Linked DNA regions of Homo sapiens: region 2 is linked to region 1. The links are chromatin loops, found by intact Hi-C in ENCODE. Cell type or tissue: OCI-LY7. All regions are shown on one strand. Each heading gives the region's core, and the rest is flanking DNA. Links, peaks and the distances in the headings are about the cores only. Region 1 has its middle 12 kb from the start of WIPI1. Region 2 has its middle 12 kb from the start of LINC01482.

What was found. Hi-C counts contacts between places; a loop is a spot of excess contacts. Peaks named below come from ENCODE experiments on the same cell type or tissue, not always from the same donor. Only the 100,000 strongest peaks of a DNase experiment are listed, where the experiment ranks them.
Region 2: it touches region 1 in a loop (10-fold over the local background); 12 of 110 quality-filtered maps call a loop at or near these places.

Annotation. Positions count from the first base shown.
Region 1 is chr17:68,460,848-68,477,220 of GRCh38, forward strand. It overlaps a transcript of PRKAR1A not described here. Among named protein-coding and RNA genes, the nearest start is that of WIPI1, 12 kb to the left of the region's middle. RefSeq lists a silencer at 5,441-5,490. In OCI-LY7, for the core only: CTCF peaks have their summits at 5,469 (motif pointing left) and 5,670; a DNase peak (open chromatin) is centred at 5,454; H3K4me3 peaks cover 479 bases.
Region 2 is chr17:68,607,865-68,624,237 of GRCh38, forward strand. No RefSeq gene overlaps it. Among named protein-coding and RNA genes, the nearest start is that of LINC01482, 12 kb to the right of the region's middle. In OCI-LY7, for the core only: CTCF peaks have their summits at 6,283 (motif pointing left) and 6,491; a DNase peak (open chromatin) is centred at 6,257.

The sequences.
Region 1 (16,373 bases), core at 2,614-7,613:
CCACCCTCAAAAAATTTCCCAGAAGTCCATTCATATAAAAAGCCAAGGGCAAGGTTATAAATAACTTAAGAGGTGCTGAATCCATTTAATGTCAGGCTGGTTTTTCTTTTTTAACATTCTAGTTCTGGGTTCTGTGGGAGAGGACACTCTTGATTTGAATGTTGGGCTTATGGGCAACCTAAGTCTTACAAGTTCTTGCAACAGCAATTTCACTACTAAATAACATCAGCAAAAGATAATGGGGTAGGTGGGGCAGGGGACAATGCTTTGTTCCAGTGGGAATAAGATTTTGGCCTTTCTCTTTCTTTCAACTGAAATTCCTAAATGTCTATCTTTTCCCTGAAAAACAAAACAAACAAACAAACAAAAAACTCCATTATTTCTAGGAAAACTTACTCGTAAGTAACTAGTAAGTTACTTACCAGTCAGCAAAATCTGGGAAAATAAAGCTGGGCTCTGGGAATTAAAAACATGTTTGGTAATACAAAATTGCAGGCCACAGTTCATCTAATGGAGAGACTTCTTATTTGTATAACAATCAGGTTGTAATTTTAAAATGCTGATTAGGGCATGCACAGGGCATTCACAGGGGAAGGTGGAAATGAGACATCCTGTCTGATGCAACACTCCTGTCACCCCATATGGTCATTCATGGCACCCAACCATCTACAATTAAAGTAACTACTAGGTGAACAAACACCACTCCTGTCCTATTCTTCTTTTTATAAAGTCCATTCTATTTTTATAAAATCAAGTTACAGGAAATAATCTCCTTTCTCTTTTCTGCTATGGGGCAACACTCAGAACATGAACTGAGAACGAGTTGAACTCTAATGGACCAGTGTATGGTAGCCCTTTGAGAAAGGGTAAAGGAGGAAGGGCCCTGGGACAATGGAGCCAAGAGGGAGAGGGAGGGAAGGGCGATGTGTCAGTACGTGGAGGAAGCTCAAGGAGTCAGCCCTATGGTGCCAGGGTAGAAGAGGAGGGGTTGGGCTGTGGGGTGATTTCTGGGAAAGGAGATGATCGAACTGATTGGCAAGCAGGAAGCCCCAGCCAGAAGTCTGGCCGAGCAGCAGGTGCAACTGGGTTTTCTGTTTCTAATTATAGACAGTGTGTGTGAGATAGCATGGCTGCAGTGAATGAAGAGGCCCTATCATGTGCCCTTGTCCCCCAAATGGAACCATTATTTCTGGATTTATTGATTAAAAGGGGAGAGACAGGGAGCAAAAACTAACAACACTTCTAATATTCCTTGACTTATATATTCCTTCCCAAGAGTCAGGAAAAATGTTATTTCATGAAAGAGTGAATTGATGTCTTAATCTTCATTCTCTCCCCTCACCTGTCTTATTTTTGCCTCCAGAATAGCCTTCCTAAAACACCAAGGTGAATTACAGGTTCTCAATAAATGCTTGCTGATTGGCTGATGATCACGAAGACAGTTGCTTTCTACAAGTGCTTTTGCTAATGTCCTTGGAGCTGAGAGTCTGTTACCCATGCCAGTGCAGAGAGGTTCAATCAAGGTGTTTTTGTTCACCGAGGCATCTTCGCACTGGTCAAGAACACAGAGACGGGTTCAGCAGGTCAGCCAATCACCCTGCCTTAAATTTTAGAATATAATTATAGGCGATACTTGAAAATAGAAGACCAAGCTTTATAGAAAGCTTGGTTTGGAGCGTCATAGATCTTCTCATGTGACGCTAACCACATCTATCTGGTCTAGGAATGTTTATCCCCATCAGGCAGCTGCATATGCCAAAGTGGAGACTGTCGAGTAAGTTGCCAAAGGCCCTAGGACAGTTTTTGATGCAGGTGTAGTTTGTATTCTGTCCCTTCCACTGGGTGCCCAGGTTGCCTGTCACGCTGTCTCTTGGACTGCTTTGGCTCAAGGCTGGAAATAGAATTGGCATCTTAACCTGTGCTTCATCCTATGAAGGGACAGAGGAGCAAGGGGTGAAGAGATAGAGGCAGAATTGTGCCAAGAGGGCCACGGGCCAAGTACAAGGGGGAGAGTGTGGAGTCCTGCAGCTCTTCAAAGGGCACCAGCACTTTGCCTACATTTACCAAGGGTACATCTAGAAATATTCAAAAACGTCCTTTGCTCCCAAGCAGAGAGTTAGCCTGTGCTCCTGGCTGGGCATGGCTTGTTGGAACGTGCTGTACGACTTTAGGTTTCTTTCTAGTCTAGCGGTGGTGCAGGGAGTGGTAATCATTCTCTAGAATCAGTCACCCCTGGGAAGAAGGTGGATTCAAAGGCTTTGGGCTTAGGGTGAGAGGGGCGTGGCTAAGAATCCCGAGATTCTTGGTGAACAGTGCCATCTAGTGGTCTGTATGATTTAGTTCTAGGATGGTTGGGGGGACACCTCAGGAAAAACTGGCTTGAGTGATAAGATATGGGTAGCCAGTCCTAAAGCCCCAAAAGAAAGTCTCTGAGGCTCCCTTGTGTATTTTTCCAAAACCTCTTTACTGTCTATAAATGGAAAACACAGAAGCCTCCCTCACCACTTCCTCTGAAGGAGGAGAAGTTTGGAAGGAGTTTGTATATTCATTCATTCATCCATTCATTCATTTGACCAATTTTTATCATGTGCCTGTTGTGTGCCGGTCATGGCTCCAGGTTCTAGGGATATGACGCTGTCCAAAATAAATAAAAACCCCTGCCCACCTGGGCAGAGAGACCATTAACAAGAAAAATGAGATGTATAGTATCTTAGATGGTGATAAGTGCTAAGAAATGTATAGCAGTGAAAGTGTGTTTGGGAGTGTGGGGTGTAGGGAGGAGAAATTTTGCATAGGGTGGGCAGGGAAGGCCCCACTGAAAATTTCCATTTGAACAAGACCTCAGGAAGAAAAGGGAGCAGGTTATGCAGTCATATGGGAAAAAGCTCAAAGAGCAGCGAGGAGGCAGGGCCGCTGGAGTGGGGAGAAGAGTGGGGAGAACTACAGGCAAAGAGGTCAGAGTGACCTGAGAAATCACTGGAAGTTCTGACTTACACTGGAATTCGACACAGACAGCTGTGTTGAAAAGAAATTGAAGGTGTCTTGGGAGATTCACAATTCACTTTAGCACGTTCAAGTCTCCAGAAAGCCCAGCATTATGTTTATTTAACATTGTTTCCCAAGTACTTTCCAAGCTTATTTAAAGATAGATTCCCTTTCTTCCAGGAACACCCACTACTTCATGTGGGAACCTGAGAAAATGGAAATCAGCTCAGATGAGCAGACTGGAATGTTCCCAACAGTCATAAACAAGGCCAGCACAAGGCCAGGTGAAAACTGTGTTTAACCCAAGGCCACACTGTAGCTGCAAAATTACTGACATTGGCATATCTAATCCTTTCTTATCAAAGCCTCTCCCAGACCCACTCGATTTCTCCACTTGCTGAACAAAAATTTCTGAGATATCCGATGATGAAACCACCTGCTTCACAACACATCCATTCCTGACCTGATTCCTGTTTCTTCTACCTTTCCCTTCCTAGCATAACTTAACACAAACCTGGCAAAAAGCCCTTTCCCACAGCCTCTTACTGAGATGCCTCATGGTTCACTTGATGTGCACACCCTCTTGCTGCAGGAAGTTAATAAAACTGACATTGCCGAGGCGGATGGATCGTGAGGTCAGGAGTTCGAGACCAGCCTGGCCAACACGGTGAAACCCCGTCTCTACTAAAAATACAAAAATTAGCTGGGTGTGGTGGCACGTGCCTGTAGTCCCAGTTACTTGGGAGGCTGAGGCAGGAGAATCGCTTGAACCCGGGAGGTGGAGGTTGCAGTGAGCCGAGATCGTGCCGCCGCACACTGTACTCCTGCCTGGGCGACAAAGCGAGACTCTGTCTCAAAAAAAAAAACAAAAAAAACAAAAAAAACACCTAACATTGAAAAGGTTTATTCCTCTTATACTTTACCTGTAGGTGTTATCAGAGCCCAGCGTTTCATAGAACGAGGTGTAAGAACAGCTGGACAAAATGATCACTTCCTATTATGAAATTCTGAGTCTAAAGACATTGCATCCCCCCAAAACTGTCTTGTATACCAATCAAAAACAGCATTTTAAGAATGAAAAGGGTGAGGAAGTGTGGGTTTTTTTTTTTTTTAGACGGAGTCTTGCTCTGTTGCCCAGGCTGGAGTGCAGTGGCGTGATCTCCGCTCACTGCAAGCTCCACCTCCCAGGTTCACACCATTCTCCTGCCTCAGCTTCCTGAGTAGCTGGGACTACAGGCGCCCGCCACCACGCCCGGCTAATTTTTTTTTTTTTGTATTTTCAGTAGATACGGGGTTTCACTGTGTTAGCCAGGATGGTCTCCATCACCTGACCTCGTGATCTGCCCGCCTCGGCCTTCCAAAGTACTGGGATTACAGGCGTGAGCCACCGCGCCCGGCCCCGGCCGGGTTATTTTTATAAGTTACTCCTTGTCTATCTGGTCCCTTCTGCTGCTAACATTTTTGGCTGAACATTTGTACTATGGGATCTCTTGGCTTGATGAGGGTTTAATACGCTTCCCTTCTGCTGGGAGCCTCCTTGGACTTTCTTGGGCAATGCACAGATGTCTGGAGACAGACCAGATTGTTTCTGGGCAAAACAAAGCACATTGTCTCAGCTTTCTATTATTATTATTATTTTTTAGATGGAGTCTCACTCTGTTGCCCAGGCTGGAGAGCAGTGGTGTGACCTCAGCTCACTGCAACCTCCGCCTCCGGGGTTCAAGCAATTCTCTTGCCTCAACCTCTGGAGTAGTTGGGATTACAGACGTGCGGTGCGCGACCACGCCCAGCAATTTTTTTTTTTTTTTTTTTTTTTTGTAGAGACGGGGTTTCACCATGTTGGCCAGGCTGGTCTCGAACTCCTGACCTCAGGTGATCCACCCGCCTGGGCCTCTCAAAGTGCTGGGATTACAGGCATGAGCCATCGCGCCCGGCCTGTCTCAGCTTTCTTGAGCTGTGATGAGTGTATAGGCAATGGTGATTCACAAAAGCAGACTTGCATCTTAGAAAGCTCCCTACAGCAGCAGTAGAGGATGTCGGAGAGGGGCGAGTGATGGGGGCAGAGACCAGGTGAGAGGCTGGTATGTCAATTCAAGTCAGACACTGGAACTTAGGTGCTTGCTGTGGGTGGAGGTAGAATGTATAGGACTCAGTGGCCTATTACATGAGGGAACTGGGAGAGGCAGGTCAGCATGGAGATTGGTTGTCAGTGTAACTTGGGTTTCCCCTGACCTTACTGACTTCTGCGTGCAAATGGGCCTGTCGTGCAAATGGGCCTGTGTTATCACTTACCCAAATTTCACCGGCTTCTTCCTCTACCTTTTATAGAACATACAGCTCCCTCCAAAGCCTTTCCTATTAATTACTGGGAGTCCCCGGAAATGCCTCGCACGTGCGGGGACCTGCCCTTTTAGGCTTTGCCCATAGGGATTTTTGTTTCTGCTGATGAAGGCCCTTGTGATTGATGCCTAATTGCTGCCACCTGCTGGAGTCCACTGTAACAACACTGAAGTGTTTCTTCCCACCAGTACACACCCTTTCTGCTTGTATTGAAATGTTATTTATGTTTTCTCTCTCTTTTTTTTTTTTTTTTTTTTGAGACAGAGTCTCACTCTGTCACCCAGGCTGGAGTGCAGTGGTGCGATCTCGGCTCCCTGCAATTTCTGCCTCCCAGGTTCAAGCGATTCTAGTGCCTCGGCCTCCCGAGTAGCTGGGACTACAGACACCTGCCACCACACCTGGCTCATTTCTATATTTTTAGTAGAGACAGGGTTTTGCCATGTTGACCAGGCTTCTCTCTATCTCCTGGCCTCAAGTGATCCACCCCCCTTGGCCTCCCAAAGTGCTGAGATTACAATCGTGAGTCACCGTGCCCAACCATGTTTTCTCCTATCTTATGTTAATGTGGAGAATTATATTGAGTAATTTTTTATTGAAGTGAAATTTACATACAGTTAACCATTTTTAAGTGAACAACGCGGTGACATCTAGTGCGTTCACAAGGTTGTGCATCCACCTCCGTTATCTGGTTCCAAAACATTTCCATCACTCCGAAAGAAAACCCTGTACCCCTTAAACAGCTACTACCCATCCCTCCTCCCCAAGCCCTTGGCAATGACCAGTCAGCTTTCTGTTTCTATGGATTTATCTATTCTGGATATCTCATATAAATGGAATCACACAATACGTGGCCCTTTGTGTCTGGCTTTCACTTAGCAGAATGTTTTCAAGGTTCATCCACGTTGTAGCATGTGTCGGTATTTCATTTCTTTTTATGGCTGAATAGTATTCCTTTGAATACGCATATCACAATTTTATACATTTATCAGCTGAGGGACATTTGGGTTGTTCCCATCTTTTGGCTATTGTGAATATCATGAACATGTGCATACATGTACTTATTTGGTACGTGTTTTCAATTCTCTTGAGAACACTCTGAACTCCTAGGAGTGGAATTGCTGGGTCACCTGGTAATTCTATGTTTAACTTTTTGAGGAACTGCAAAACTGTTTTTCATAGCAGCTGAACCATTTTACATTCCTATAGCAGCATACAGGGACTCCAGTTTCTCCATATCCTTGCCAACACTTGTTATTTTCTGTTTTTTTGTTTTTGTTTTCCGAATTACTATAGCCATCCTTGTGGGTGTCATGAACACTAAAGTTTTATGAGATGCCTGCAAACTGCAAACCCTTGGGACATCTAACCAGTGCTCGATGCCCCAGCATTCTCACTGAGTCAAAGCCCTACTGTACTCTCAAGATCCCTGTGCTCATTCTGGGTCACACTCTTGACACCTGGACAATAAGTTTCAACACAGAGCTCTCTCTTTATGAAGCTCAAATGGGAGTTCAAGAACTCGATATCTGAAGCAGATCCCAGGCTTTCCTTCCTGGCCTGTTCTTTCCAATCTTATCTTTCATTCTCCTAGCTAAAATCTCTTGATATACCACCAGCTCTTTAGGTACACTGGGATATGATTGCTTCCAAACTTAGCTGCTTAGCTTCGGCCGGGGATCTCTATTATGCAGGGGTTGTTGTTGTTGTTGTTTGTTTGTTTTTGTTTGTTCATTTGTTTTGGAGACACGATCTTGCTCTGTCACCCAGGCTGGAGTGCAGTGGTGCCATCATGGCTCACTGCAGCATTGACTTCCCAGGCTCAACTGACCCTCCCACCTCAGCCTCCACAAGTAGCTGGGACCACAGGCACATACTACCATGCCCAACTAATTTATAGATATACATTTTTTTTAGAGAGATGATGTTTTGCCATGTCACCCAGGCTGTGATGGAGGTCCTTGTTAGGATGGAGAGTGGGGCCAATCATGCAGATGATACAGAAAAATAAACACTGAGGACCAGAAACTTTGGTCCCTTTGGCTGTAAGGAAAACCCTGTGTGACATCAAAGAGGGCATGTCTAGGAGGTATTTGATATCTGCATCTGGGGCTAAGGGTAGATATGTGAGATTGGGAGAGAGATCTAGGAGTCATTGGGGGAAGATGTAGTAGCTGAAGCTGTGAGAGGAGGCAGGCTGTAATGGAAAATGTGTCAGTTGGTAAAGAACTGGAACGAAATGTCCTGGTTTGACGTTTTGAGTATTCCTTTAATTTTAGGAACACTATCAGAAAAGAGGCTAGCTTGTGAGCTGAGTCGGCTGCAGCAGCTCTAAACCACACATTGCTGATGAGTGAGAACCTCTGTTATAAATGGAAATGTGAACTGGCAAATGCTCATTGGCTAAAGCTGAATGCACCAGTTTATTTTGGTACCTATTATGTCCATGATCTCCTATTTTCCTTATTGATTGCAAATACGCACGAGGAATAAAAAGCTGGCTTGCTTTCCAAAAACATGACTGAATGTTTTCACTGCTGAATATCTAAAGAGGGTACAGATTGGACCTTTCATTATTTCTCTGAGGTTAGAAATGTCCTTTGGTGGGTTTCTAATTTTTCATGAAAGGTCAGTTCCAGAGACTATTTACATGCTGTTAGGAAAAACATCAAGCAGACAAGACATATCTCAAAATATTTAAAGTGGCCCATTCCTAGGCTCTCAGCTCTTCTCTCTCCACTTCCTCTCCAGGGATCTGTTCCACAGATGGGGGCTTAAGTCAGCCTCTATCTATAGGTGACCCTTGTCTGACCTTATACTCTGGAATGCTCCATATGCCTCTGACTTTCATCCCAGGGAACATCAACACCCACTTCCGCTGGCATTCCTGATGGGATCTCTTTCTCCTGAGCAGTTGAAAGAGTCCTGCTTCAGTGACTCCCAGGGAAAATTGAGAGAGTCATTTTTTTAAAAAAAGAGATTTATCCCACACCAAAACAGGAATCACTCATTTTGCACCATTTTAGGCACTGTCTATTTTCAAGGTAGGCTGCTTTTTTTTTTCTCTCCTGTTCTTCCAATCCATGAACATAGTATAGATTGTTAAGTCCTTTTGAAGTGTAAAATTTCCCACAACCACATAGCTCAATTTCTTCTACCCCCAGGAGCTTTTTTTTCTTTTAATCACATTAGCCTGTGTATTTCTCCCAAAACAGTTATCAAAACTGAAATTATCTTGTTGATTTCTTGGTTTACATGTTTACTATCTGCCTCCTCCATCTAAAACAAAGTTCCATGAGGATGGGGTCTCCTGTCTTCTCCTAGCACCTAGAGCAATGCCCCCATGTATAGGTGCTCATGAAATGTTTGTTGGCTGACTGACTTACAGAATCAGTTGCTTAAATATCATACAAAACTTTCCATCATGAATGTCCTTTTTTTTTTTCCCTCTCTTGAGTAAGGATGTTGTCCTGATTTAACTAGCATTATTGACAAATGCCAATTAACTGTATTAGTGGCTCTCAAGCTTTTGGATGCTCTTTACACTCTTAAAAATTATTAAGGACCCCAAAGAGCTTTTGTTTGTATGGATTATATCTATCATTACTTAGTGAAATAGAAATTAAAACTGAGAATTTAAAATATTTATTAATGCATTAAAGTAATAATAAACCCATTATATGTTAACATTAATATTATTTTTTATACCCCCAAACATACAAAACACAGGGAGAACAGAGGCATCGTTTTTTGTTTTTGCATATCTCTTTCATGTCTGGTATAATAGAAGACAGCTGAATTCTTATATCTGCTTCTGTATTCAACGTATCATATCACAACATCATGTAGCCTTTGAAAAACCCCTCTGTGCACTTGTGAGAGAATGTGAGTAAAAAAGGCGAATAACATCTTAGATTTTTTTTTTTTTTTTGAGACAGAGTCTCACTCTGTCACTCAGGCTGGAGTGCAGTTGCGTGACCTCGGCTCACTGCAACCTCCATCTCCCAGGTTCAAGTGATTCTCCTGCTTCAGCCTCCTAATAGCTGGGATTACAGGAGCGTGCCACCGCACCTGACTAATTTTTGTATTTTTAGTAGAGGCAGGGTTTCACCACATTGGTCAGGCTGGTCTGAAACTCCTGACTGCGTGATCCACCCGCCTTGGCCTCCCAAAGTGCTGGGATTACAAGCATGAGCCACCGTGCCCGGCCCATCTTAGATTATTTTGTAAATAGTTTTGACTTCATAGATGCCCCAAGAGAGTCTTGGGTAAACCCAGGGATTGCTGAAGCACATTGAGAACCAAAGATTGATATTAGTGGAGAGGAATATTTTTCTTTGTCTTTGAACTACATTATCTTTAAACACTACTTTTCTCTTCGATATCCTTTGCTTAGCTTAATATTAAAATACATTTGCATTCCTCAAATCTGCCAAAGGTGGCCAAGATACATAGTGAGGAAGGGGTGATGGAAAAACAAACCAAAGGTTAATAATTCGTTGCTTTTATACAGACACATCCACATACAAACAAAAAAACAATAAAAACATGTGCCTTTGTGAAGCATGCACTGTGTGCTCTATATTTTCCAAAGATTATCTCTATTATTATATCAACATTTCCAGGCAGGAATTATCAGCTTCATTTCATAGACAAAGAAATGGAGGCTCAGAAAACCAAAATAATGTATGAAAGATTGCCAAGCTAATAAGTAATAGAGAGGTGACTGCCACCCCCAAATCTCTTTTCTTCCAAAAGCATGGCCTTTTTGACCATCAAATTCTAGATTACCACAAAATGGGAGGGAAAAACTCAGAAACAATGAAGAGTTCACTGTACACATTAGCCTTATTGTTTTGTATAAATGAATAAAAAAACTAACTCCTTTTTTTCTTCTAGTGATGTGTAAATTTAAAAATTCAATGCATTTTTTCCCCCAGATTTGAAAAGTAATACACCCACAGCAGAAAACTGAAAGACAACTAAATGTCCATCAGTAGGGGACAGGGTGGTTGCATTAATTGCGACACACTTGTGGATGCAATACTATGCAGTCATTAAAAAGAACAAAGCAGCTCTATTGGTACTGAAATAGAACTATCTCTAAGATGGGAAAAAATAAGGTGGCTCAAGTTCTACAGTATGCTGTCATTTGTATTTAAAATGTATATATGAATATGCACTGGTAACTGGTTGCTTTTGTGAATTCAGTAGAGGGACAAGCAGGAGGCAGCTTATTTTTCTGTAACCATAATCTCCTCCTCCCCCAGACATAGACCTTGATGTGTGGTATGGACAGAAACCCTAACTTTTCAGAGAGCAGAACCATCCAGCCATGTGTAACATCAAAACATCACTCTCACAGCCAATTCAAAATGGCTAAGCCCCTCTATTCTTTTCCCACCTCCTCCTTTCCGTTCCGTCTCTCTCTCTGCCTGAGTTGGGGCCATGAGAGGGGATTACTGGGAGAGGGGGGAGGTCTTCGCCAGGGATGTCCCTGTAGTACTTTCTTGCCTAATGCTTTTCTACTAGGGGAGCTCTCCAAATGTCTGCAAATGCCTGACTGTCTCAGAGGCCCCCCACTTGTGGGGTTATTCAGAGGACTCCCGTGAGACCTTCTGAATGGCCTAGTTTCTTTTCTTTTTTTTTTAGACAGAGTCTTGCTTTGTTGCCCAGGCTGGAGTGCAGTGGCGCGATCTCGGCTCACTGCAAACTCTGCCTCCCAGGTTCAAGCCATTCTCCTGCCTCAGCCTCCCGAGTAGCTGGGATTACAGGCACCCGCCACCACGCCTGGCTAATGTTTTTGTATTTTTAGTAGAGACGGGGGTTTTACCATGTTGGCCAGACTGGTCTTGAACTCCTGGCCTCAAGCAATCCGCCCGCCTGGGCCTCCCAATGTGCTGGTATGACAGGCCTGAGCCACCGCGCCCAGCCTGCACTGCCTAGTTTCTAATAGGAGTGAGGAGGTGTGGTTCAGCTGTCTTCTTGTGCTCAGCTCCTTCCCCAGTGCCCCACCCACACAACCCCTTTCTTCTGTGGCCCAGGCAGGTGGCAAGTAAGGCCATTCAGGATGGCTCCAGCCTTGCTAACTCCCCCAGCCTCTATGACTCTCGAAGCTCTCAGACCCTCACCTTGCCATGGGTGGAGAAGTCCTCCCCACACTACCATTTCCTCACCCCTCCATGTTCTGGGGGACACAGGTGGAACTCCCAGGAACTTTCCTGCTCCGGGCGTGTGAGTCTTCACTGCACTACCAAGTTTCCAATCAGGGCCAGTGACTTAACTTGCAGACCCCAGTGCAAAATGGAAACGTAGGGTTTCCTGTCCAAAAAACAGGAGAAACTGCTGTTAAAGACACTAAAACATAAAGCTTTTCTTTAAAAATATTTTATTTCTAAATAAAATGTAATAGGGAAAAGAGTGATGCGTGAGCATCACACTTAACTTACAAGTTGCAAAAAAGTTAACATTTTCGTGTCATCATTTTATGTAATGGCTGGGTGCAGTAGCTCATGCCTGTAATCCCAGCACTTTGGGAGGCCGAGGTGGGCAGATCCCTTGAGGCCAGGAGTTTGAGACCAGCCTGGCCAACATAGTGAAATCCTGTCTGTACTAAAAATACAAAAATTAGCTGGGCGTGGTGGCATGCCACTGTAATTCCAGTTACCCAGAGGCTGAGGCACGAGAATCACTTCAACCCGGGAGGCGGAGGTTGCAGTGAGCCAAGATCATGCCACTGTACAACAGCCTGGGTGACAGAGTGATACTCTGTCTCAAAAAAAAAAGTAATAAATAATAAATTGTTAATGTGGTATTTGATTGATCATTAGATTTTTCTGCTCACTTTTCTGCAAATTCATTCACTAGGTCATCGACATACTTTCAGCAACTTCATTTTTAATTGATATAATTGAAAGTGATATCAGCCTCTCTTGGCAAATGCTGGATCACAAATAATTTTTAATAATGAGAAAAATTATTCTGTAGATGCAACTTTTGGCTCTTGCTACAGCCTCCACAAGTTACAGGAGGTGACAGAGGAAATATTAGAATGTCATTGTACACACTTACATTTAAACTAAAATTAAGTCTGGGCACAATGGCTCTTCACACCTGTAATCCCAACACTATGGGAGGTTGAGTGGGAGGATCAGTTGAGCCCAGGAGTTGGAGACCAGCCTGTGCAACATAGTGAGACCTCAACGCTCCAGAAATTAAATAAATAAATAAATACACTTAAATTCAGACTCACATAGAACTGATTAGTGTGAAAAGATAAAACTACTGATCTAGCTACAGATCTATCTGAAAACAGTTGATTTGGTAAATCAATTGACCTATTTTATTATTTATTTATTTATTTATTTATTTGAGACAGAGTCTCACTCTGTCGCCCAGGCTGGAGTGCAGTGGCACGATCTCAGCTCACTGCAACCTCTGCCTCCCGGGTTCAAGCAATTCTCCTGCTTCAGCCTCCCAAGTAGCTCGGACTACAGGCGTGCGCCACCATGCCTGGCTATTTTTTGTACTTTTACTAGAGACGGGGTTTAACCATATTGGCCAGGCTGGTCTCGAATTCCTGACTTTGTGATCCGCCCACCTCGGCCTCCCAAAGTGCTGGGATTACAGGCGTGAACCACCGCATCTGGCCAACCTATCTATTTTATATGGATTGTTGATTTCTGGAAAGATGGAGAGAAACTGGAAACGGTGATTTCCAAGTCTCTTCTCATTCCCTAAAACCTTGGAAACTGGGAGAATGGGATGGGAGAGAACTTATTCTTTATTGGTATAATTTGCCATTGTTTGGCTTTTTAAACATGTGCATGTATTCGTTTTTTGATTTAAAAACTTGTTAACAAGAAAAGGAACTCTTGAAGAAAAAAATGCATGTTAACATAAGATCTTCATACTCAGTTGATCATTGATACTGTTTTCATTCTTGCTAATCTTTCTAAAAACCACCAAATATATTTCTATATTCATGTGTATTATACATAGCTATATATAGTTTAGGTATCTTCAATTCAGCTGAAAAATGTTAAGCCTAAACATTTCCAAATTTAGAGCATTTAGTCACATCAACTCTGCTTTTCCCTGGGGCTAAGTTTTTGGAAAGGTAGGGAGTCAGCTGTCATTTCTGCTGTTTTTAAAAAGGTGAAGTGTGCTTCCTAACAAATAAAAAGGATGCTGACAGAAGGTTACTTTCTGCGTTGGACTCCCCAGGCGTGTACAGGAGGTGTTTGAGGCTTGAGTGACTTGTACAGCAGTGCCCCGGGGGCCCGCTTGATCTCCGGTTGTCTGATGTCACACATAGTGAGAAGTCTGGCAACAGGAAGGCAGCGCGGCCTTGGGCTGATCCCGTGACGAGTGGTCAGCAGTGCACCGTGTCAGGCGGCTCTCTACAAGGATTTCTCAATCAGCTTATCAAAAATAAATAAATAGGGCGGGAGCAGTGGCTCACACCTGTAATCCCAACACTTTGGGAGGCCGAGGCGGGCGGATAACGAGGTCAGGAGATCGAGACCATCCTGGTAAACACGGTGAAACTCCGTGCCTACTAAAAATACAAAAAATTAGCTGGGCGTGGTGGCGGGCGCCTGTAGTCCCAGCTACTCATGAAAATCGCTTGAACCCAGGAGTGGAGGTTGCAGTGAGCCGAGATCGCGCCACTGCACTCCAGCCTGGCAACACAGCAAGATCTATCTCAAAAAAATAAATAAAGATAAATAAATCACAATCAAAATGCCCAAGTTTTCCTATTTGCTAACTTAAGTAAATTTTAAAAAAAATGTAATGTCTTTTTAAGTTCTAAAATCTAAGTTGGATTTATTTTTGTAATGAAAGAATAGCTCAACATCTGAAAATCAATGAATACATTTAATGCACTTTTAGCATATAAATCGATAAAGAGGGAAAATATAACCCTCTCAACAGATCTCTTAGTGGATTGATATGTTTCAAATCCATTCCTGATAAAAATTCTCAGCCAGCTGGGAATAAAAGGGAACTTCCTTAACCTAATAAAAAAAATCTACCAAAAACTTCTAGCGAATATTATACTTGTTGTGGAAACATGGAAAGAATTTCCTTGGCATCAGGCAGGACACCTGTGCCCTTGTTTCTACATTGTAGTTAAATGGGTGAATTAAATCTTCATATGTCAATACAACCCCTTGTGTAAAGCATAATACTGAACAAAGAAAGCAAGCAACAGCAGGATGAGTATAACATGAAACAATTCCTCTCTAAGTCCTGCTGTATAGCTTCATCCTAGCCATTTTATTTTGTTTTTATTCATTATTATTTTTTGAGACAGAGTCTTGTTCTGTTGCCCAGGTTGGAGTGCAGTGGCACAATTTCATCTCACTGCAACCTCCACCTTCTGGGTTCAAGCGATTCTCGTGCCTCAGCCTCCTGAGTAGCTGGGACTACAGGCGTGTGCCACCACGCCTGGCTAATTTTTGTATTTTTAGTAGAGACGGGGTTTTGCCACGTTGGCCAGGCTGGTCTCAAACTCCTGACCTTTAGGCAATCTGCCCCACGCGGGGCAGTGTTGGGATTACAGTTGTGAGCCACCGCGCCCAGCCCATCCTAGCCATTTTGATACACAGACTTTTCGTTGTATCTCAGGTCTAAACATTTTCTGATTTTCATTATAGCCACTTCTTTGATACATATATTTTTATGCATATATATGTAGAATATTTTAAAATTTCTAAAATATTAAGTTTTTTGTTATTGTTGTTCTCTTTAAAGTTGATTTCAAATTTTGCAGAGAATATGGCAATGTGATGTTGATTTTTTGGGGGGGTTATTATGTTTTGTTGATGCCTTCTGTGTAGTTTAATATGTTTTGATGCCTATGGCCTGGTCAATTTTGGCAATTGCCCTATAGTGTTTACAAATAATGTTAATGCACTAATTGTTGAGTGCCTAGCTCTGTCTACTATAATATAATATTTATAATCTACTATAATATTTATAATCTACTATAATCTACTAGGTCAAGCTTTTACATTATATTGTTCAAAGCTTTTACCACCTTGCTTATGTTTGGGTTGTGTGATTGAACCAATACTAGGAGATGGTATGTTAAAAACTCTCACTATGGCTAGAAGTTGTCATATTCTATTTGCCTTTACCAGGTATTTGAAGGCAGAAGGATCTCAGGTTATCTAGCCTGTCATGTTGCAGGAAGTGGAGGTCTCCATTTTCCCCCTTTCTTTATTAAAAGAGATATTTTTAGAAATAGATAATATATGCACATTGTTCAAAATTTACAAGTACTGAAAGGCATGTAGTGAAAAGTGTTTGACCCCTTCTCTGGGCTGTGGCCACTCAGCTTTCCTCCCGGGGCAACCACTGTTACCAGCTTCTTACCAGTCCTTCTGGAATTTGTCTGTCCGTCTCTCTCATTTTCTCTCCTTTTCTTCTTCTCCTTCCTTCCCTCCATCCTTCCCTCTCTCCCTCCCTCCATCCCTCCCTCTCTCTCTCTCTTTCTCTCTTTCTTTCTTTCTTAGATGGAGTCTCGCTCTGTCACCTAGGCTGGAGGCAATCTCGGCTCACTGCAACCTCTGCCTCCTGGGTTCAAGCGATTCTCCTGCCTCAGCCTCCTGAGTAGCTGGGACTACAGGTGTGTGCCACCATGCCCAGCTAATTTTTGTATTTTTAGTAGGGATGGGGTTTCACCATGTTGGCAGGGTGGTCTCGATCTCTTGATCTTGTGATCCGCTCACCTCGGCCTCCCAAAGTGTTGGGATTACAGGCGTGAGCCACCGTGCTCGGCCGAGATTTCTACTTTTAATGTCTGTTTTGTTCTCCCAAATTCTGAATTCTGCAGTATATCAAAATAATATGGCTTTTGCTATTTATTCATTTACAAATTTTTAGACAAGGACTTTCATTGTCTTGGTACAATAGAGAAGTCCCAAACACTCTCTTCTTCAGTCATATAGTAATTTTATAAATCCACAACAATCATCTTTGCATATGACAGTAATGATCATAAACCTTTATTCCTTTATTCGTCATGCATCAAATCTGGTTGA
Region 2 (16,373 bases), core at 4,316-9,315, 150 kb after region 1:
TTACACTGTAATCTTGGCTCAGTCATTAACTAGTTTGGTGGCATGGGACAAATTAATTAATGTCTCTGGGCTTCCTTTGCCTCACGTGTAAATAACTATTTTGTGGTAGACAATTTCAAAGTTCTCTTCCAGCATTGAGTTCCTTCAGGAGTGAAAATGAGGTAAAGACATTCTTAGATGAAAGAAAACTAAAAGAAACAATCACCAGCAGACCTGCTCTAACAAAAATGCTAAAGAAAGATTTCAGATGGAAGGCAACTGCCACCAGAGGGAAACCTGGAACATCAGGAATGAAGGAAGGGCAACAGAAATGGTGAAAATATTGGTAGATATAACAGATTATTTTTTCTCATCTTAAGTTTTACAAAATATACCTAATAATTGAAGACAAAAATTATAGCATTATCTGATAGAGATTCAGTATACAGAGACGTAATACGTATGACCACTACAATACGAAGGGAAGAGGGTAAAGGGACTTGTTTGTTGGTAAGAACTCTGCATTCCACTTGAAGTGGTAAAATATTAATTCCAAATAGCTGAGAAACATTAAGTATATATGTTATAATTCCTAGATTATAATACTATACTGTACTAAGAGATATAATAAAATTAAAAACTATACTGAGAGACATAATAAAAATAATAAATATATTAAAATGAAACACTAAAATTACCCAAATCATACAAAAGAAAGCAGAAAAGGGGAAAGAAGAACAAAAATATAGGAAATAAACAGAAAACAAATTATAAAATGGTAGCCCTAAATGCAAACATACTGATAATTATATTAAATATAAATGGCCTAGACACACCAATTAAAAGACAGAGATTTTCAGAATGAATTAAAAAACAACTCAATGTTATGCTGCCTACAAGAAACCCGGTGTATATATGACCACTGGTAACTTAAAAGGATAGAAAATGACATATCAGGCAAACACTAATTAAAAAGAATCTGGCATAATTATATTAGTATTACTCAAAGTAGCAATCAAAAAGACAATATACCAAGAAGTCATAATAATTCTAAATGTGTATGCCTCTAACAATACAGCTTCAAAGTACATGAAGTAAAACTGATAAAACTGAAAGGATAAATGGGAAAATTCAACAGTTATAGCTAAAGACTTTAGTGTTTCTTTTTCTGCCACTCACAGAGCAAGTAGACAGAATATCAGCAAGGATATAGAAGAACTGAAAAATACTATTGGCCAACTAAATCTAATTTAACATTCATAGGACACTTCACTCAAAAGCAGCCTAATACACATTATTTTTAAGTGTACATGACATTTACCAAGATGGACTATATCCTCCATTATAAAACAAGCATTTAAATTTAATATAATCAAATCTTACAAACTGTGCTCTCTGCTCATAATAGAAATAGACTGGAAATAAATGACAGAGAGATATCTGGTAAATCTCCAAACATCTGAAAACATAAACATGTACTTACCACATGACCCAGTAATCCACTGCTAGGTATTTACTCAAATGAATTGAAAACTTATGTGTGCATAAAAACCTACTTATGAAAGTTTTATAGCAGCTTTATTAATAATTGCCAACATTAAGTAGTGCATATGTCCTTCAGTGGGCAAATAGATAAACTGTTGTACATCATACAATGGAATACTACTTAGAAACAACAAAGAACAAAATATGGGTATACATGACAGCATTGATGCATCTCAAAGGCATTATGCTGAGTGATAGAATCCAGTCTCAAAAGGTTACATATTGTATGATTACATTTATATGATAGCCTAGAAATGGAAAAGCTATGGTGACAGAGAATAGATCATTGGCTGCCAGGCATTAGGGACCGTGATGAAGGTATGACTACAAAGGTACAGCATTAGGAAGTTGTTTTGGGTGATGGAACTATTCTATATCCTTATCATGATGGTGGTCATGTGAATCCATCCATGTGTTAAAACTGACAGAACTGTACATTAAAAAAAGGGCAACTTTATTGGCCCTATTGTTCAATTATGTTAAAACAAAATAAAATAAAATAAAAAACAAAGGTTGCATACCTCCATCCAAAAGAATTTTGCCTGTAGCCTGGCTCATAATAGCAAATAATTGCACAAAAAAGTAAACATCCATCTATAGGGAAATATGTTAATAAATTGTGGTATTATTATGTAATGAGCAGTTAAAATGAAGGAAGTACAACTGTATTTTCTCAGCAAAGATACATCTTTAAGTTGTAAGAAAACATGAATATGGGGTGTGTGTGTGTGTGTGTGTGTGTAGCAGTATGATACTATTTAGATAACCTTCAAAACTGGCAAACTAGGCCAGGCACAGTGGCTTACACCTATTACTCCAGCACTATGGGAGGCCAAGGAGAGAGGATCACTTGAGGCCAGGAGTTTGAGACCAGCCTGGGCAACATAATAGGACCCCTCTCTACAAAAAATTTTAAAAATTAGTCAGGTGCAATGGTGTTCATCTGTAGTCCTAGCTACATGGGAGGTTGAGGCAGGAGGATATCTTGAGCCCAGGAGTTTGAAGTTATAGTGAGCTATGATCATGCAACTGCACTCCAGTGCCTGGAGACCCTGTCTCTGAAAAAGAAACAAACAAAAAATTGGTAAAATTATAAAAACATGCATGAGAATAATGAATACTGTCTTAGTCAGTCTGCTGCTATAACAAATATACCATAGATTGGGTGGCTTAAATAAAAGAAATTTATTTTTCACAGTACTGGAGACTGGTAATTCCAACATCAAGGTGCTGGCAGATCCAGTGTCTGATGGGGACACTCTTCCTGGTTTGCAGATAGCCCTTTTTTCATTGTATCCTCACACACTGAAGAAAGAGTGAGCATTGGTCCTTTCATCCCCTAATAAGGGCACTAATCCCATTTATGAGGGCCCCATCCTCATACTCTAATTACCCCTTGATATGATTTGGATGTTTGACCCCTCCAAATCTTGTGTTGAAATTTTATCCCCATTGTTGGAAGTGGGGCCTAATGGGAGGTGTTTGTGTAATGGGAGCATATCCTTCATGAATATATTAATGTCTGGGAGGGTAAGGAAGACTGTTCTCATTCTATTAGTTTCCGGGAGAGCTGGTTGTTAAAAAAGAGCCTGGCATCTCCCTCCCCTCTCTCTTTTGCTTCCTCTCTATGGCCATGTAATCTCTGTACACACTGGCTCCTTTTCACCTTCTGCCATGAGTGGAAGCAACCTGAAGCCCTCACCAGAAGCAGATGTTGGTGCCATACTTCTTGTATAGTCTGCAGAACTGTGAGCCAAATAAACTTCTTTTCTTTATAAACCACCCAGCCTCAAGTATTTCTTTATAGCAACACTAAAATACTGAGACACCTCCCAAAGACCCCACCCCTTAATACCATCAAATTGGGGATTTAACATATGAATTTGAGGAGAACACAGATATTCAGTTCTTAGCAAACACCAAATTCAGCACAGTGATTACATATGGAATTAAAGTGAGAAAAAAGTGCTTGTTGAAGATTATACATGGGGCTTCAGCAGTAACTGAAATGATTTCTTAGAAAAAAGATCTGAAGCATATATTACAAAATGTTAAAATTTGACAAAGTTGGGTAGTGCTATATGGATGTTGGTCACATTATTCTCTATCACGTTATGACTCATTCTCTTTACTTTTCATATTTACAATATTTATTAAAAATCTGACTTGATTCATTTTGTGACCTCATATCCTGGACTATTCTAGGTTTTTAAAGAGACCATTGAAAGAAAGCGTTGGGCTTTGACATTAAGGTGAAGCAGGTTAATAAGCAGCAGCAGTCAAAGAAATTTGCTCTATTTTATTTTAAAGGAAATACATGGTAGAGGGCAAGGAATATGTGTAAGAGCAATTTCAACTTAAATTAACTGAGTTTATATTTTAAAAGGGGAAGAAATTCACAGATTTTATGCGTGGCTGCTTTCAGACTGTGCAATTCATCTGAACAGAACTCTTGCATATATTATGTGAGCTTTACATGCCAGACTGAACAACAACAGATGTGTTTTCCCTGTTTCAGTTTTTACTACCTTGACAGTACAGCTATTCTTAGAAGGTGGGAAGCTGGGACTTCTTGGGTCTTTAGAATGTCATGTCTTAAAGTATCATAACTGTTTTCTAGCAACTCCTAATCCACTGTATGAATTCACAGCTAGTGGGTGAGACAAACATTAAACAAATGTAACACAAATAAATATCTTGGTCTGGCTCAAAGTTCAGTGTCAGAACGTCAATACAGCTAAAATAAATAGAAATGACTCCAAAAAGCTTTGAAAATTAACATAGGTCTTCACTCAGTAATTTTTGAGGGAATGGAAAAGGAGAATTACATTATGGAGGTATACAATTGTTAGTATTCCTTTCTAAACATCCACAATACATGTCTCTCTCCACAAAGTTCAGGCTTTGTAATCTCCTTTTCCTTTTTACCCTCTCACCCCAATTCCCATAAACTCCTCCCCACCTATGCCTGTTCTCTTCTCTTTATTTCATCCCACTTCAGTCCTTTCATACATAGGGCAATAGTCTCCATTCTTAATGGCTTCTGTCTCCCTCTCCATTCCCAATGCAGTTCAGCCTGATGGAGGTCTATTAGCTGGCTGCGTAATTAAAGGACTCTTCTGTCTTGGAAGGAGAATTTCAAATATTTATATTTTTATGATATTTTAGTTCTGACAAATGAAGAATCATAAAATTATAAGTTACAGTGGGGACAGATACAATGACATCATCTTAACTCTCTTCGTGCTGCTTTTGTTTTTTAAATTTGGAAGCAAGGATGAAAGGTGTAAAAGATGATTAATCATTTTGGAAATAGATGCATGACTACAGCCTAAGTCTGTGGTGAACCAATCATGCTCTCTTCCTTTCTCTGCGTTAGACTAAGTCCTACATTTCACAACCTTCCACAGTGTTCACTTGATAACTAGGAAAAGGCAAATGGACCCCATGGCTTCTACACTCTCCCTCTGTTCTTTCACAGATGTATGCTGGCCATATTTTATGAACTGGAAATCTGGACTTAGGGTCAAACTCATGAAACAGGGTATTAAAAATCATAAGTCATCTATCCCAGAAGAGTCAGGAACTATAGTTGCCATAACTAGGCACATATGCTAAGCCCTCACTTCCCTTTGATGTTCTAGATGCAGCCTTAGAGGGAGAAGTCAGTGGACACAACTGGAGCCCATGGTATCAGGTCTGGACAAACCAGTTTCAAAGCTGAGTGCTCAGTTTTGCAAAGGAAGGCAGTAACTCTGACTAGCAGCAGTAGAATCTAGGCAGACAGAGGACTCAGTAGCACCATATCTTCATGATGTATTTATTTTTAATTCTACAAATAATATATGAATATTCTCTCTTTTTAAAATATTTGGACAATAGACAAAATTTTATAGTAATAAGTGAAAGTCTCCCTTCCTTCTTCCTCTTCCCTATCTGATTTTCTTCCCCACAGGTAACCATTGTTGGTTTGATATGACTCCTTCCAATGCTACATATACTCAGGTAGCTTTGCCTCTACCTTAATAGTAATCAGATAAATGCAAATTAAAACAATTGACAATAGATCATTTGTTTCTTATCACATTTTCATTGCAAAAAAAAAAAAAAACAACAACAAAATATCCAGAATTGACTAGGACTTGGGGAAGGAATTGTAAATTGAAGAAACTGTTCTGGAGGTTAATTTGGTAATGTAAATGCCTACAGACTTTATATCAGTCAGGATCCAGTTAGGAGATGAAAAGCATACCAATTATTTGAAAAGGAAAAATTTAATAAAAAGAATTATTAACTAGTAAAAGTGATAAGACACCTACCTGTAAAAGGGATCTAGAAGTAGCAGCTGCAAAAATTAAAAAAAGAAGCTGCTACATCTAAGCTGAGGAAAAGTGGATCTAAGGACTAGGAGGGTTCCCCTACCCTTAAGCCAAGGCTGAAGTTTAGACCTCGTTATAGAGAGCATGTTTACCACTGGAAAAAAACAGCCACTGTTGGTGAAGAAACTTTCTGGATAGCAGGCCATGTTGATCTGTCAAAGAGCCCATGGGAGGGGCTACCGATGCCTGAGGCCATGGTCAGAGCTACTGTGGAAACAACCACAGAGTGGTGGTGGTGGGGAGTGCGACTTGATAGTGTGGTTGGAGCTAGTTGGTGAAGGCTGCAGGGCTCCCATGCTGAAGTAAAATTGAGGACTGGGACCCAGAGAAGTGTCTTCCTGCCACTACTGCCTTGCAGAGTTCCTCCAGCGCCCTCTATTGACAAAGCCTATTATTGTGACAACTGGTAAAGGAGGAATGTCTAGAGGGTCCAGCTCCAGTTTCATAAAGCCCAACAGAGAAAGGTAGGTTTGGAACTGAGAGGCAACAAATTCGTAACTGGTACAGACTTTGACTTCTGAATTCCATTTATAAAAATTTGAGGAAATCATTAAAGTTGTATGTAAATATTTAGATAAAAAATGGTTATTACAGTATAGAAAAAAATGGAAATAAGTGTAATGTTTGAAAATTGAAAACTGAGCAAAATAATGGTTTATCTATAAGATTAAGCTGTATTTATTTATTTTCATAAAAAGATGTTTATATCACTAGATGGAAAAGGTGTGTTAATAACAATCATATCATTACCCATTAAAAACATACTTATATATATATTTCTATGTATGCATAGATTAAAACTTTGAGAAGTTTGGTGTCTTTCTTTTTTTTTTTTTTTTTTGAGATGGAGTCTCACTCTGTTGTTCAGGCTGGAGTGCAATGGTGTGATCTCGGTTCACTGCAAGCTCCGCCTCCCAGGTTCATGCCATTCTCCTGCCTCAGACTCCCGAGTAGCTGGGACTACAGGCGCCTGCCACCATGCTTAGCTTTTTTTTTTTTTTTTTTTTTAGTAGCAATGGGTTTTCACCATGTTAGCCAGGATGGTCACAATCTCCTGACCTTGTGATTCACATGCCTCAGCCTTCCAAAGTGCTGGGATTACAGGTGTGAGCCACCACGCCCAGCCTGTTTGGTGTGTTATACACCAGCTCCTTGGTATAATATCTGAGTTACAATCGTTCAATAAATATTTACTGAATAAATATATTAGCTTCCTCAGGCTACTGTAACAAATTGCTATAAAGTTGCCACAAGCAACAGACACGTGCTCTTCCGTAATTCTGGATGCCAGGAGTCTGAAATCAGAACACTTGCCATTACATATAGGGCCTACAAGATAATCCAGACTTGTCTCATTTTGAGATCCTTAACATAATTACATTTGTCTTTGCAAAGACCCTTTTCCCAAATAAGGTTACATTTACAAGTTTTGGGTGGATGTATCTTTTGGAAGGTGAGGTGAGGGATGAGTACCACTCAACCCATTGCATGCATAAATAAATATATAGCAACATTTTACATTGGTTTCTTTGGGTGGTGGGATTTATGAATAATCTGAATTTTCTTTTTCCTTTTTTTTACTTACTAGTATTTTATGATTTTTATGCAAAGATCTTTACACTACTTTAGAAATAAAAGGAAAGTAAAAATGTACTTGGCATATGAAAACTGAGAGACTACATTCAAAAATGCTGATTTGATCATCTTGAAGTTATGATTGAACCCATGGTTCACAAACTCCAAGTAGTTGTGTGCACTACAGAGAAGGAAACAGTAAGAGAAAATAAAGAGCCTCAGGAGGAGGGCAAAGTCATCACACAGAAACCTAAGTTAATTTATGTTCTATGGGTAAGCTACAGACCTCCCAGCCGAAAGCTGACACACGGAAGCTGATAACCAGAAATCCACGCTTAGCCTTCTGGGCATCTCTGAATTGAGCAAACTTGTGGTCTGCATAACACTTGCCATTTAGGACAGCAGTTTGGAATCTTCCTGCACTCCGGACCTCCTCTTCCCCTTCCTTTTTGTGTTACGATTCATTGATGAATTCTTAGAAGGTGCTGCTCCATTAAAATAGGAAGGTCTGTGACGTCAAAAGATCTGAGGATAAAAGGCATTTTAAAAGGCTGTCATCTTTCTTTTATTTAGAGAGGCAATCTTTTCAAAAGGAAAGACAGAAAAACATTGGAATTAGGGCATACTCATCTTTTTATTTCTCTTAAAGCAGTAGATATTTTATTTCCAGTCTCTTCTGGGGACTAGCTTTTTTTAAAATTTATTTATTTATTTATTTATTTATTCCAAAACCTGAAGTTTAAACCTCTATCTTAAAACATGGCCGAATATCAAGTGTTGGAGTCAAGATTCTAATGTCATCCGAGAAAAAACACAAATGTCATCTGGGCAGAAGATAATTTAAAAAATAGATTAATTAAAAATAATAACCACCTATTAATCAAAGAAAAAGGTCATGTATTATGATCTTTAAAAAGAGTTATCTGATTTCAGATTGACATCTGTTAACTCTGAGGTTAACATGTTAAAATGTCAGTGAAATGAGTGGATAAATACCTGAAATATAAAAGTACATGATAATTTTTAAACTAGAACAGGGGTTGGCAAATCTTTTCTGTTAGGGGGCAGATAGTAAATATTCTAGGTTTTGTAGGCCAAATGGTTTCTGTTGCAGTGACTCAACTCTGCTCTTGTACTACAAAAGCAGCCATAGAGAGTATTTAAACTAATGGGCAGGAATGTGTGCCAATAAAACTTTATTTAAAAAACAGATGAGAGGTCAGATTTAGCTTATGGGTGGTAGTTTGCTGACCTCCAAAGAGAACATCAGAGGTTTTCAATAGTACACCAATAATAGTGGCTCTCTGAAATTGAGGAAAGCAGATTTTTATCTGCTTTGTTGCTTTTCTTATAAGAAGGAAATGCCAACATATTTGCAGGTATTCATACTTTGTTTGGGAGATTAATTTGTGCTAAGTGATGATTGACATAAAAGGAAGGAAGAGAAAATGAACCTTTGTGAAATAAATGGTTGGATTCTCAGAAACAAGGACCTTTTCAATGAATTCTATTGACAATACTCTTGGCCATTATGTTCTGGGAACATATTTAATACCTGCCTTAGAAATTAATCTTGTTATATTGAGCTTTTACCATATGGAGTTATGTGTTGAATGATTGTGATTTATACCATAATATAGCTGAATCTGGACAGTATTCGGTAATGATGCACGCAAAGGGCCTCGAATGCATTCCTTTACTTGTGATGTTATTAATTCATTCTTACTCATTTTTCCTACATATTTGATTGCAAGATAAAACTTAAATGGAAAGTAAGACAACAGAAATGGACATTTTGGAAGGACTGTTGATGGAATATGGTTTTATTCTGGGTTAAGAGAGATAAAAAACCAGAGAGGACTGAGCACATGAATTGGAAAGTGAACTGCTTTGAGTAAGAACATCTGTGTTTGGCAGTTTTGGTAAGTTGAAGAAATCATTAACCTACCTCTTCACTTTGAAAGTAAATGATTTTATACATATTTAATCAAATCAAATAATACATGTTAACTTGTACAGCCTCTTAATATCCAGCTGGGTTTTCTGGCAAGGAGATGCTGAAACAGAGTTAGGTCGTCAAAAGATTAGTTGGGCAGAAGGAACTAAGATCAGATAGATGGTGATGCAGGTCTGATGGTGTCTATCAGCCCAATAGAGAGCTCTGGAACAAAGAGGGCCTGTTAGAGAAGTCCTGTTATGGGTAGAAGTTTTGTGTCATGCATTGTTCAATCATTGGCAGAGCTGCACTGAGAAGTGATCTTCACTTACTGTGTTACTCAGTGATTGGCCAGGAGCTAGCCCAAGAAGAGTATGACCTTAAAATGGAGGTAGACCGTGATGGAGCTGTTAACCAATCCCACTCCTTTCAGCTAGGCAGTGAGTCCTTTCTCACCTCACACTTCTTGTAGCTAGGAATCTGAGCAGGCCATCTCTAGGTCTGACACATCGTTTTAACTTTCTCTCTCTTCCTTCCAAGTCTCATTGGCTGACTTCTCTCCCTCTGCTTTTTGCATTGAGGTTCTCTAGAAATCAGTGCTTATTTTCCTCCCCATCGTATAGATTATTTCTGGAAGATCTCTTCCACTTCCATGGCTCTAACGTGACCTCTCATCCTCTGTGGGGATTACCTATAAACTGATAGTGATTTAATGTATCATTTAGGATTGTACTTTGGGGGATAAAACATAAAACCGAAATGTAAAACAAGTCTGGGGGTGCTCAGTCCAGGGTTGGTACGGAGGCTCCACAGTAATTAGGAATCAAGGGTCCTCTTATCTTTCTGCTCTATTTTCCTGCTATATGGCTTCCATCTTCAAGGTCACATCATGGCCAAAATGGCTGCTGGAGCTCCAGCTATCACATTCTTGACCTCAGCAGAAGAAAAAAGGAAGAATGAGAGGGCAAAAAGTCTACCTCCCATTTGAGTTACACTAGTTAAAGTAGTTTTCTTAAAAGTCCCACACAGCATTCCTACTTAACATTAATGAACAGAACATAGTCACATGGCTACATCTAGTTACTAGGGAAACTGAGAAACGTATTTTTTTTTTTTTTTTTTAACATTGTAGCCTCTGCAGGAGAGGAAATCATGCAAGAAGGGGTTTGGGATGGGTATTGAGCATGTACATCCCAGTATCTTTCACACTCCCAAACCTGGGTTTCCAAATCTTTCTTCTGAGTTTTGGAAACATGTATTTCCCTGGCTACTAGATATTTCCACCTGTATGTTACATGGGCAACTAATTTGAACATGTGCTAAACTGAACTCCAGTATATTGACCCACAATAATTACAGTCTTCCCTTTTATACAATTATGCCGTTAACTACTTGGTCAACCTACGTTCTCATTTTTATACTTTTCTGTTTCCCTCAATTTCCATACTCAATCTTATGAATTCTCTCCTAATTATTTTTCGAATATATCCTTTCCCCTCCATTGCCACTTTCAGAGTCTTTGTTCAGGACCTCATGATTTTCTGACTAGAGAATTTTTATTTTGCTTTACTAATCTCAGTCTTGAACATTCTGATCCATCCTTCATAATGTTGCTGAAGCTATTTTTGCAAAACACAAATCTGATCATCCTGTTCCACAGCTGAGAGTCTTACACCATCTACACTATTAAGGCCAAGCTCTTTCAGAAGGCATCTTTCATGATCTGACAACTGCTTCTACTTTGGCTTTATCATTGGCCATGTCTTACCATGTACTCTGTGTCTCATCCATGCCATGGTGAAATGGCCAGAACACCCAGGCAGAGCTAAGCCATGTTAAGACAAATCTGAAATTCTGTCTGTCTCACCTATCTGTACTATACCCCCTACTTTGGAGCTCTTGGAACTCATGTCCTTCTAACAAAGCTCAGCGGAGTTCTTCATCCTAATGAAAATGACAAAAGGCTTCTTGATGTTAGGCGAAAACTGATGAGTTGGATTTGCATATGTTGCATTAAGCTGATGGTATGAAATCCAGGTGGAAACATCTGGTGCCCTGAGAGTCTAGGGGGTGGGGAAGTTTGCAAATAAAGATTTTCATAAGGTCAGCATAGACCTCACAATATATTCTGTGAAAATGGATGAGGCAGAAAGTTTCAGAGGAATGCTTCAATGTATTTGGTTGCAAATAATACAAACATAGCCAATAGTTCCCTACTTATATCTATACCTGTTGCCATTCCAGTATGTGTGTAGTTGTAATATTGACTTGGCAGTTCCAGATGTCAGGACACAGCACTGGCTTCTGTATTCTTCTTGACCTTTTCTCATGGTGGCAGGATGATGCAGCTCAATGCTTTATGTTTTTAATGTGGGAATATCCCAAGAAGAAAGGGAAGGGAAGGAAGAAATGTTTTTTCTCATTATGTGCCTTTTATAGGGAGTCAAATATTTCCCAAGACCCTCTTGGAGGTCTTCCTTTTACCATTGATCAGAAATGGGCCATGTGCCTGCCCTTACATCAATCGCTGCCAAAGGGGGAGAGTTTCCCATGATTGGGGCTGATCAGTTGTTGATAGATGGTGAGAATGGCAACTGAAAGTGCCTGCCACAGAGTTCACCAAGACTTAGGATTGAACCACAGTTTTAAAAGAAAGAACATGAGGCTAAGGTCAGAATGTGATCAACAATGTCACATGTAGCAAAGATGTCAAGACAAATGAGGACTGAAGAAAGACTGAGAAGTGACAATGAAGAAATTGTTCTTGAACTCTAACAGCAATTATTTCAGTTGAGTGATTAGGCTGAAAGCAGAAGGTCAGGGAGCTATGGAGCAATCCAACAGTGTGGAAACACAGGTAGAACATATGGGGCGATGTTTTTAGTTTTCTGAGAGTGAAAAGAAGGTGAGTGAAAGGGTAAGATAGCTAGAGGTGGGAGGGGACTGCAAATAAAGTGAGAAATGAGAGTTTTTTTTTCAAAGCAGGGAAACCTGGTGATATGATTTGGCTGTGTCCCCACCCAAATTTCATCTTGAATTGTAGTTCCCATAATCCCCACATGTTGTGGGAGGGACTAGGTGGAGATAATTGAATCATGGGGGCGGTTACCTCCATGCTGTTCTTGTGATAGTGAGTTGTCATGAGATCTGAAGTTTTTATAAGGGGATTTTCCCCCTTTTGCTTGGCCATGTGAAGAAGGATGTGTTTGCTTCCCCTTCCGCCATGATTGTAAGTTTCCTGAGGGCTCCCCAGCCATACTGAATTGTGAGCCAATTAAACCTTTTTCAATCTCAGGTATGTCCTTAAAGCAACATGATAATGGACTCATACATTTGGCTATGTTTAAAGGTAGGGGGTAAGGAATCAGTGGAGAAAAAGAGATAGAAAGGATGTAAGAGGAATGGAGAAAAGTGGATATGCTAGGTACTATGGGGGATAGAAAAGAGGAAGACAGGCATATAATTCAAGGCTGGAGGGAAGGATGGAAAAAGGTAGGTTTGCCTGTATTTTGAGAGGATGACAAAAGAAATACAAAGGCTTAAAATAGCATTTAGAGAATCAGGAGGCCTGGTCATCTATGGAATTTATTAAGAAGTAAAAGAGGAGAGGAGAGGTAGAAGAAAAGAATAGGTTAGAAAAGTGACAGATTAAAATGAGAGGAGAAGATCTATAAAATCAAAAATGGGGAAAATTCTCCAAGTTTAGAACAGGAACTAGAAAAAGTAAACAAACCCCAAACAAAAACACAAGTCCTGGGAAATTAAATTTAATGACCAAAGAGAAAGGAAGCCAGAAACCTATAAATTTCCGTGAGAAGGGAAGGGTTACAGATGAAGAGAAATTTGACATGGAAAATCCATTTTTGGCTTTTCCCAACCTCATGCTGTTTGTGAAATAAATGATGTTTCTCAAGCCTTAAATGTTTCAATTTCCTGAGTTGAAAGATGCCATGTTACTGTTATACTATTTATAAAGTTATAAAGTAAGGCTTTGTTTGCTCAATCTTACTCAGGATGAGAAAATGGAAAATATGCCTCTGGGATAGAATTCAAGTCAGTTAAATTGAGACACCTATAGCATATGCGTAATATGTATGAGATGTTAGGTTTGAGATGACCTAAAAAACAGCATCCTCCCAACCTGCCTCAATTGGAATGTGTTGAAAAATAGACATAAGAATCAAACAGATGTAGATAAAAATATCCCTTTTGTTACTCATAAAGCTCTATATCATAGGGCATAGCTTAGATCTAGCCAAGAGGCTTGCATGCACTACCCTGAGTCAAATTTATATCAGTCCCCCAAACTGGAGGCCTTTCATGCAGGAATAATCCTGTCCCAATTAGGGACATCTCAGTATATCCTCATTTGTTCTTTCTGGATGGCCAAGAACAAATGAGGATATACTGAGAAAGCAGGTTTCCTATAGGTGGCTGGATTTTCAAAGAGAGATTGGGGGGGGTGCTAAGTTAAGCAAACTCAAATCCTTTCGCCAAACTCATGAATCAGATAAGTCACCTCTTCTTCTCTGGGCAGAGTCATTGAGGAAGGCAGGGAGAGTCCTGCAGTCTAGCTCTAACTGACGTCCTTCCCATGGCTTGCAGGCAGATGAAGTTTCCTCCACAAAATAAGGAATTGTATTAGGGACAAGGGCACAGGATATATAAAGATAAAGAACATGGCCAGGCACGGTGGCTCATGTCTGTAATCCTAGCACTTTGGGAGGCTGAGACAGGAGGATCACCTGAGGTCAGGAGTTTGAGACCAGCCTGGCCAGCATGGTGAAATCCCGTCTCTACTAAAAATATGAAAATTAGCCAGGCATGGTGGTGGGCGCCTGTAATCCCAGCTACTTGGGAGGCTGAGGCAGAAGAATTGCTTGAACCCAGGAGGCAGAGGTTGCAGTGAGTGAGATGACATCACTGCACTCTAGCCTGGGCCACAAAATGAGATTCTGTCAAAAGAAAAAAAAAAAAAAAAAAAAAAGAACATGCCCATGCCTGAAGAGCCAAGGAACTTATAAGCTAGCATGAAAGAGAGGAAATGGCATGAATAGCAATACAGACATACAAACATTAGGGCAGGTGGTAGTCAGTGAAGGGTGAGGGAAATTGAAGAAACTGAAGTTGTAAGGGACTGGAACGTGAAGACCTTCACAAGATTTACCAGGGAATTTGGTCTTTATTAGACAAGCAATAGGAAACCATGGGAGGTTTCTGAGCAGGGGAGTGAGAAACTGAGTATCAGAAAGCAGTGTGTAGGATGGGTTAGAATGGAGGAAGGGCTTGAGGCAAGAGGAAATGAAGACCTGAATAAGGCAGTATTCAAGAGAAATGTTGGAGATGGAAACCATGGAAGATTGGATATGAGATATCAAAGGACATGGGAGAGTTAAAGGACATTCCAAGACAATGAGTTTGTTTTAGGATATATGGAGTTTGGTAGGTTGGAAATATCTGTGCCTTTTTTTTTTTTTTTTTTTTTTTTCAAGACTGTTAGAAGCAAACAAAGAAACCCACATAGACAAGAACAAATACATAAGCATTTACTATGGGGTGAGCCCTGTCCTAGGGTATAGAGATAGCAGCAAAGAGGTCCAACCTGGTCCTGGTCCTCATACAGCTTACAAGTGATCCAAACTGTTCTCATTTGTGAGTGGCAGGGCCTCAACTCTCATCCATGCAGTGTCCTAGATACTTAGGAAATATCTCCAAGGGGATGGGCCCAGAAACAAATCTCTCTCCTGCATTCACCACATTGCATATGTTCCACCCATACTCTCTGCCTCCAGCTTCCCTTTGTTCTATTCCCATTGCCCGAAAAACCAGTGCTCACGAGATGATCAATGTCACATGCAAGGGTGCGACTCAGGTTAGGGCTTCCTGTATACTTTGTGTTATGCCTTGTCTCCTGCACTCATCAAGTTTCTCTTCTATTGTCCAGAGTTTCACAGCAGCTGTCATGGCTTGTCTCTAATGTCTTCACTCCATATTCTGGAGCTTCAAGGGATCTGGTGAAGTGGATGGTGCACAGACATTATTTCATTCCCATTCATGTGTCCTTTATCACTTCTTTCAGTCCATTCCCTAATTGTGTGTGTGTGTGTGTGTGTGTGTGTGTGTGTGTGTGAGAGAGAGAGAGAGAGAGAGAAAGAAAGAGAGAGGTGTGATCTACACTAGCAGCTGACAGCTCCAAACACTTTGTTACTTAAGCAACTGCAACAAAGTACAATGATTGTTTAGTGAGGGAAGGTAAAGAGCATTACAAGGGTAGATTGTACTGGTGATAAGAGTCTAGAGCAGAGATTCTAAACTTTTGGGGTTCACAGAGGCCTTCGTGTTTTAGCAATTCTTTTAGAGTGCCCCATGGCAAAATAAATACCTAAGAGTTCCATTTATTAAGTAGTTAAGTCCTGATATTTTAATAAATTTTCATGTCCTAACAACTTAGTAGCTGCTTAAAAAGATACACAGGGCATACTGTAGAATGAAAACATATTTTATTCTTAAAGACCATGGTTACTTCCTAGTAACACGTGCATGCCTGTTGGGCGCTGCACAGCTTCTCGAACCTTGGAAGCAGATTGGACGTTGCCACCCTCGTTTCTTTTTTCACGTTGAATTCATGTGGTACTTGCTTCTTAGATCACATCTGCCACCCCAAAGCCAACTTCACCAAAATATGACACCATCAAAGGGAATGTAGTGACTTCATGTGGAAACTGTTAAGTACCTCTGACTAGGAATTCTCCCAGTGTTCAGCAGATGCCAGCCATCGTTGTGTTTCCCTTGAAAATTTAAAATATCCCAGAATGCTCCATGTGAGTTTAAAACAATGCCCTGGGGCACCTTAATATGTTGGGATGGGTGGTCAAGGAAGGCCTTTGGAGTGAAAGAATATTTGAATCAAGATGTTACCAATGAGAAAGGATAGTTCAGGCAAAAGAGTGCCTGTAAGA